Linked DNA regions of Homo sapiens: region 2 is linked to region 1. A link is a loop called in an ENCODE intact Hi-C map of the cell type or tissue named here. Cell type or tissue: Calu3. All regions are shown on one strand. Each heading gives the region's core, and the rest is flanking DNA. Links, peaks and the distances in the headings are about the cores only.

Evidence for each region. Peaks named below come from ENCODE experiments on the same cell type or tissue, not always from the same donor. Only the 100,000 strongest peaks of a DNase experiment are listed, where the experiment ranks them.
Region 2: a loop joins it to region 1, with 5 times the contacts of the local background. A loop is called at or near these places in 1 of 110 quality-filtered maps.

Annotation. Positions count from the first base shown.
Region 1 is chr3:26,589,722-26,592,652 of GRCh38, reverse strand. No RefSeq gene overlaps it. Among named protein-coding and RNA genes, the nearest start is that of LRRC3B-AS1, 32 kb to the left of the region's middle. In Calu3, for the core only: no CTCF peak of the experiment used is centred there; a DNase peak (open chromatin) is centred at 1,352.
Region 2 is chr3:26,653,215-26,656,145 of GRCh38, reverse strand. The region is part of intron 1 of LRRC3B (leucine rich repeat containing 3B); the gene reads right to left. Among named protein-coding and RNA genes, the nearest start is that of LRRC3B, 32 kb to the right of the region's middle. In Calu3, for the core only: no CTCF peak of the experiment used is centred there; no DNase peak of the experiment used is centred there.

The DNA.
Region 1 (2,931 bases), core at 98-2,597:
CAACCATTACAGACTCTTGAGTTTCTATTTGGGCTGTAATCGTGAGAGAGCCTTCATATGCAAGGTGAGTATGGAGCTGGCAAATCCTTCCCATTAATATCTATACAGGAAAGCTTTTCTTTTCAGCAAGCTTCTTCTGACCATGAGAAAATCAGTAGCATTCCTGGCACTGTAGAACCAAACCTTGACAAGTTCAGCAGCATCCTCAGCGTCACAGAACTATGAAGAGGTCAGCAGTATCCCAGCACCAAAATCACAGCATCTCCAATAGCATCGAAGCATTGAAAGGTCAGTGGTGACCCCAGTATGATGAAATGGGCCTAACAGTAGACTCAGACCACATCTGGACCACCTGAGGAGCAATTAGATTTATAGGGTTTGTCACTGCTAATGCTCTGCAGAAACTACTTTTGACATGTAGAGAGTGAGAATCAGAGCACTGAACAGAATTCCCAGGCAATACATTTGGCCTGAGTCGTACTTAACATGTGTTAGACATAAGTTGCTATGCTTGGCTTCATAGTCACTCTCCTTTTAGCAAAGCAAGCATAAGGGATTGAATGTGTCTCAGCTGCTCTGGGATGTCTCCTTGCAACTCACAGATGACATAGGAGATTCGGAGGCAAAGCACAAGACCAGGGTTCTAATCTGATGCATGTCTATCTGGGGACCTGAGACAAGAGGCTAAATTCTCTGCATTTCCGTGTTTCCATTTGTGTAATAAGAAACTATGTCTTCATGTTTAACGGTGATTTTCCTGAGGCAAAACCATACTTAAAGGGGAAAAGATTCAAATCTATATAAGCAGGACATCTCATCAGGGTTTGGGCCTTTGTGCAAACAGTGTTCAGGACCTACTGGACAGTTAAAAATCTCTCTGTGGGAATTTATATTAATATGCAAATGAATCAGGCTTTGAGCTCCCTTCTAGACCACCAGACAACCAACATTTTCACCTACTTCCTGCCCATCACATCTGTACTGCTCATTGAATTCTTACTAATAAATATGTTTCTCCACTGCTTTAAATTAGAACTAGCTGTACTCCAAATGGCGATAAGAGGGTTTTTAAATATTTATATTTATTTTGAGAATTTCTTTAAATTACTGTTGAATTGATGAGCACTGAACTACGTGGCAATCACAGTGCTAAGTGTGTTTACATGAATTTTCCCCATTGAATCATATCTCTATGAGGTAGATATTATGAGATGAGGTTGCTATTTTTAAATGATAAATTCGGAGCTCAGAAAAATAAGGAACCCATAGAATTCACATAGCTAAAATGTGGCAATGTCAACCACAGTCTGATTTCAACTCCTTGCATTAACCACAAAGCCGCACTAGTTAATTATTGCTGCAAAACAAGTTATTCCAAAACTTAACAGCTTATAAGAACAAACATTGATGATCTCACCCAGCTTCTGAAGTCAGGAATCTAAGAACATTTTAGATGGATAGTTCTGGTTGAGAATCTCTTGTGAAATTATGGTCAAGATGTTTACCAGCGCTACGGGCATCCCAATGCTTTGATGAGTTCAAAGAGCCAAGTCCACTTACATGGATGTTGGTAATGAACTTCAGTCTCTCACCATGCAGGCGTGCTCATTGGGCTGCTTACAGTCACAGAGCTAGCTTCACCACAGTGAATGACCCAAGAGAGAGAAAGAACAAGACCCACATGGAAGTCACAGCAGATATAGAATTTAATCTTGGAAGTGACATGTCATCACTTCTGTCATGTGATATTGGGTTATTGGTCACAGAGACCAACCCTAGTATAATATGGGAGGGAACTGTATGAAGGCATGAATACCAGAAGGCAGAGATTACTGTGGGCCACCTTGCAGGTGGGCTACAGTTACCTATTAGAATTTTATGTTATCACTTAAAAGGGGCTCAACAGACTCCTTGGCTCCAGGTTTCCCTACCAGCTAAATATTGGCATGTAGAGTGTAGAGGATGACATTTCTAGTCATCTTCTCCTTAACTCAGAGACCAGGAAAAAGAGAAAGAGAAGGGCTACATTAAATTAATTATTTTTGGATCCTCTATAGTGCCCCCAATGACATAGATTGGATACAATATGGTGAGGGTAGTTAACTACTCTCAGGACACCCCGGCCCCCACCTCTGCCATTTTTGATGAGAAGAGAAAGAGAGAGAGAGAGAAAGAGAGAGAGAATGTGTTTCCAGACTCCCCAAACACAGACTCGCCATCAGATTTAGTACTATTTTTCTCATAACATGGCAGGACATTATCAAGCTTGGGAACTGAGAAAACACGATGGGAGGAGAAAGGGAGAAATGAACCATAAATGTTGGAATTATTCCACAGCACCAACAAATGATAAACTCCTGCTGTTCCTCACATAGATCTGTAACCGCAATTGCACTTGTCCCTCTTAAAAATAGCAGTTGGAGTCTAGAATATTTCTAAGACAGTAGAGTGTCATCTTCATTTTTAAACATGAATAAGCTACACAGATGAAGCCTGTGGGGGCTAAAGCATTAGAGAGACACAGAACAGAGAAAGAGGCAGGGGCAAGATTTACCAGGACTTCCAGAAAAGGGTTGTTTATTCATTTATTCTTTCAACCAGCACTCAGGGAGCCTTTATTATGAGACAGCTACTAAGCATTTAGGAGGGTATAAAAAAATAAAAAGCACTGTCCCTACTTTCCAGAAATGGAACAGTATAGATTGATTCCCATAGATTTAATAGACAGATATAGCCTCAATCATTTATTCATTTATTCACTAAATATTGCTGTGTCAGGCATTTCGCTAGACAATGGTGTGGCAAAGATTAATAAAAATGTTATCTGTTCTTCAGGGCCCACAGTCTTGGGTAGGGGTGGGGGGATCAGGATTGAGGTGGATCCAGAAGGATAAGAGAAAAATAAAGAAGCAGCATCTAAATTAGTTTGGG
Region 2 (2,931 bases), core at 160-2,659, 63 kb before region 1:
TGTTCTGCCTTACAGAGACTATCAAATCCATCCTTGCAGTGATTCTTCAGGGCTTTCATAAATCATTGAGCTAAAATAAGCTGAACAACCAGGCATAGTCAGTTGGAGGCAGAATAGAGAAGTAGATGAGGTCAGGCTTTGCAGTCAAATGAACCTTAGTCTGAAGTCCGGCACTATCATTTATTAGTATGACCATTTTGACTAGTCCTTTAGTCTCTGAGTCGTGGTTTCCTTGTCTGTAAAAAGGTGATAATAAATAGCAATAAGGTCATGAAGAATTTTAAACCATATCACAATGTGTGTGATATGCTTGGCACAGACCTTGGCCCAGTACCTGGCATATGACAGACACTTAGTAACCAGTAGACATTATTAATATAATGTACTACTGAGCATTTCTGTCACCATGACACAGTTAGAATTGCAGCTGAAGGTAATAGGGTGGTTAATAATGATGAATTGGAGATATGAGCTCTGCTTCACTTGGTATTATAAAAAGGGCACATCTATGAAAGATAACTAAAAAGATAAAGCTAAGTATTGTTAATGAAAACAGGACAGATGAATTAGTGAAAAGGAAAAAAGAATATTTGTCTTCAGCACTACCAGGCTTTACTAATAATCCTAGGCCAACCTATCAAGTAAGATCTGCTTATCAGTAAAATGCCTTAGTCATGTCCATTGTAGGAAGGCTCGAGTTTGGCTTTTACTAATAGTCTACATAAACAAACTGCAAGTAACTCAAGATATAGACATTATGGTGCCTCTCACAGGCTTTAACAGAGCTTCAGAGCGTAAGAGAGAAATAGATTTCCTTTTTAGTTCATCATTGGCTTTAATGATAGGGTCATAATGTTTGCTCTATGACTATAGGCTTATTTCTTTCTTGTAATATCTACTAATTTCTTTACTAGATAAAGAAATTCTTCACTGTTTAATTCACTGCAGTAGAGTATCTAAGAAGAAACAATTTTTATTTTTATGGTATTGATTTTTAAGGTTAAACTTCAACTTATGAAAAGTGGCACTAGTTTTCCATTGAGAGAGCAATATAAATGTTCATGGACAGACAGACAGATAGACAGATGATAGCTAAATAAGTAGATTGATAAATAAATGAAGACGTAGATATCCTTTATAAATATATTTAAGTAAAACTAAGTAATTTAAAAATATATTAGACAATTATATTCAAAAATTATGAAGATGATAAGGCAATGACTCAAGTTAGGAAATGCCATTTTAAAGCAACAACAGCCCACTAATATGACACAGGCTTATAATTTCTGCTTTTTTCCAGGCACTTTTTACTCACTGGTGCTATGTTCATTAACAAACAAACAAAATATTCTTTCTCCAGTGATTATTTTTGCCTATGAAATGGCATATAAGATTGCATCAGCCTGGTATCCAAGCACTTCTACAGAATATTCTGATGTTCTGATATTCTCCCCTGCTGCTCCTTTATGCCTCCAGGCTATAGTCAAAAAGAACTTTGCACTGTCCCACTACACACTTTCTCATCTCTGTTTTTGCTTATGCTGTTCTCTCTGCCTAGAACATCCTCCTTACTCCCCATCAAAGAAGTCTTTCTGATTTCTCTTTTCTCTGAAGTACTCCCAGAGCATACAGGTAATCCTCATTTGCATTTATCATACCAGGCCTTGTTTTATGGCTGTGTATCAGAACCACCTGGGAAAATTTTAAAGCTACTGGTGCCTTAGTTCCAGCCTTAGAAATTCTGGTTTAATTTATATATAGTGCAATCTGGACCTAGGATGTTTTCCAGAGCTCTCTAAGAGATTCTAGCATGCAGCAAAACTTGAGAAGCATTGCTACACATGCTCACAATCTTCTCTAAGCCCCACTGTTGGACAGCCGGCTTCTTATGTCTGCTTGTCTTAGTATAGATGGAATAGCAAGAAATACTTGAACAGCATTCAAGAAATACTTAAACAGCCACTTCAGCATTTTTTAGGTCCATCCTGGTCTTGTTCCAGGACACCCAACTCTCTGACAGATTTTAAATCATGATTCTATTCCATTATTTTGCAGGTTATTAGAAACAGATCACCAGGAACAGGAAAACATCACAGCAATTCAGCTAGGCTTTGGACTGTTTCCCCATCTAGGAAATGTATCACACAGGCTATTTTAGGCTGTTAATTAGACATGGAAAAAAAAATAGCCATCTGGTGCCACCAGGTATGGGCATTATAAACTTTTTCTCCAATATCCATATAGTCTAATTCACTTCTTTATAAACTAAATGTCACTTATTAGGTGAACTATTGTTTTCAATAAGGTATCTTTGTGTGGTCATGCTAACTACTTCAGGACACACATATGGGTACAGTCTGCTCTCAGAAACAAACGGTTCACAGTGAGTTTACATGGGGGACATTATAATTCATGGTGAAAATCTGACACCTGGTCCTGAGCCGTACTCAGAGAAATGACTTAGGCCTAAAACATCCAGCATGATCAAGAGTTCTCAAAAATCTCAGCTAGACTTCAGGTTATCTTACTGTTTTTTAAAGGACATTGTCAGCTTATTTTTTTTTTTCTGTGAGTTCTTCTTTTTGACAGTTTACATGTTTTGTTTTATACTTCATCTCTCTCAGCTTCCCAGAGGCTTAAGTCAGTGAGAAATGACATGTCAGCTTCTCCTAAACCATTATTAATGACAGATCAATTTCTGCAACATCATCTGAACTCACATGTATATCCAAGCTCATCTTTGAGAATATTTCAAATCAGCTTTTTGAAGTCTTTGTTCCTGTCTGTAAAAAAAATGACAGAAATTCTAGATTTCTTGGAGGAACTGTTCAGGTACAGGCTCTGACTAACACAAACCAGCTGAACTGAATGTCAAGGAGATGCAAGTCATTTTCCTTTCATTAATTCCTACTAATATTTTTTCCCTCATTT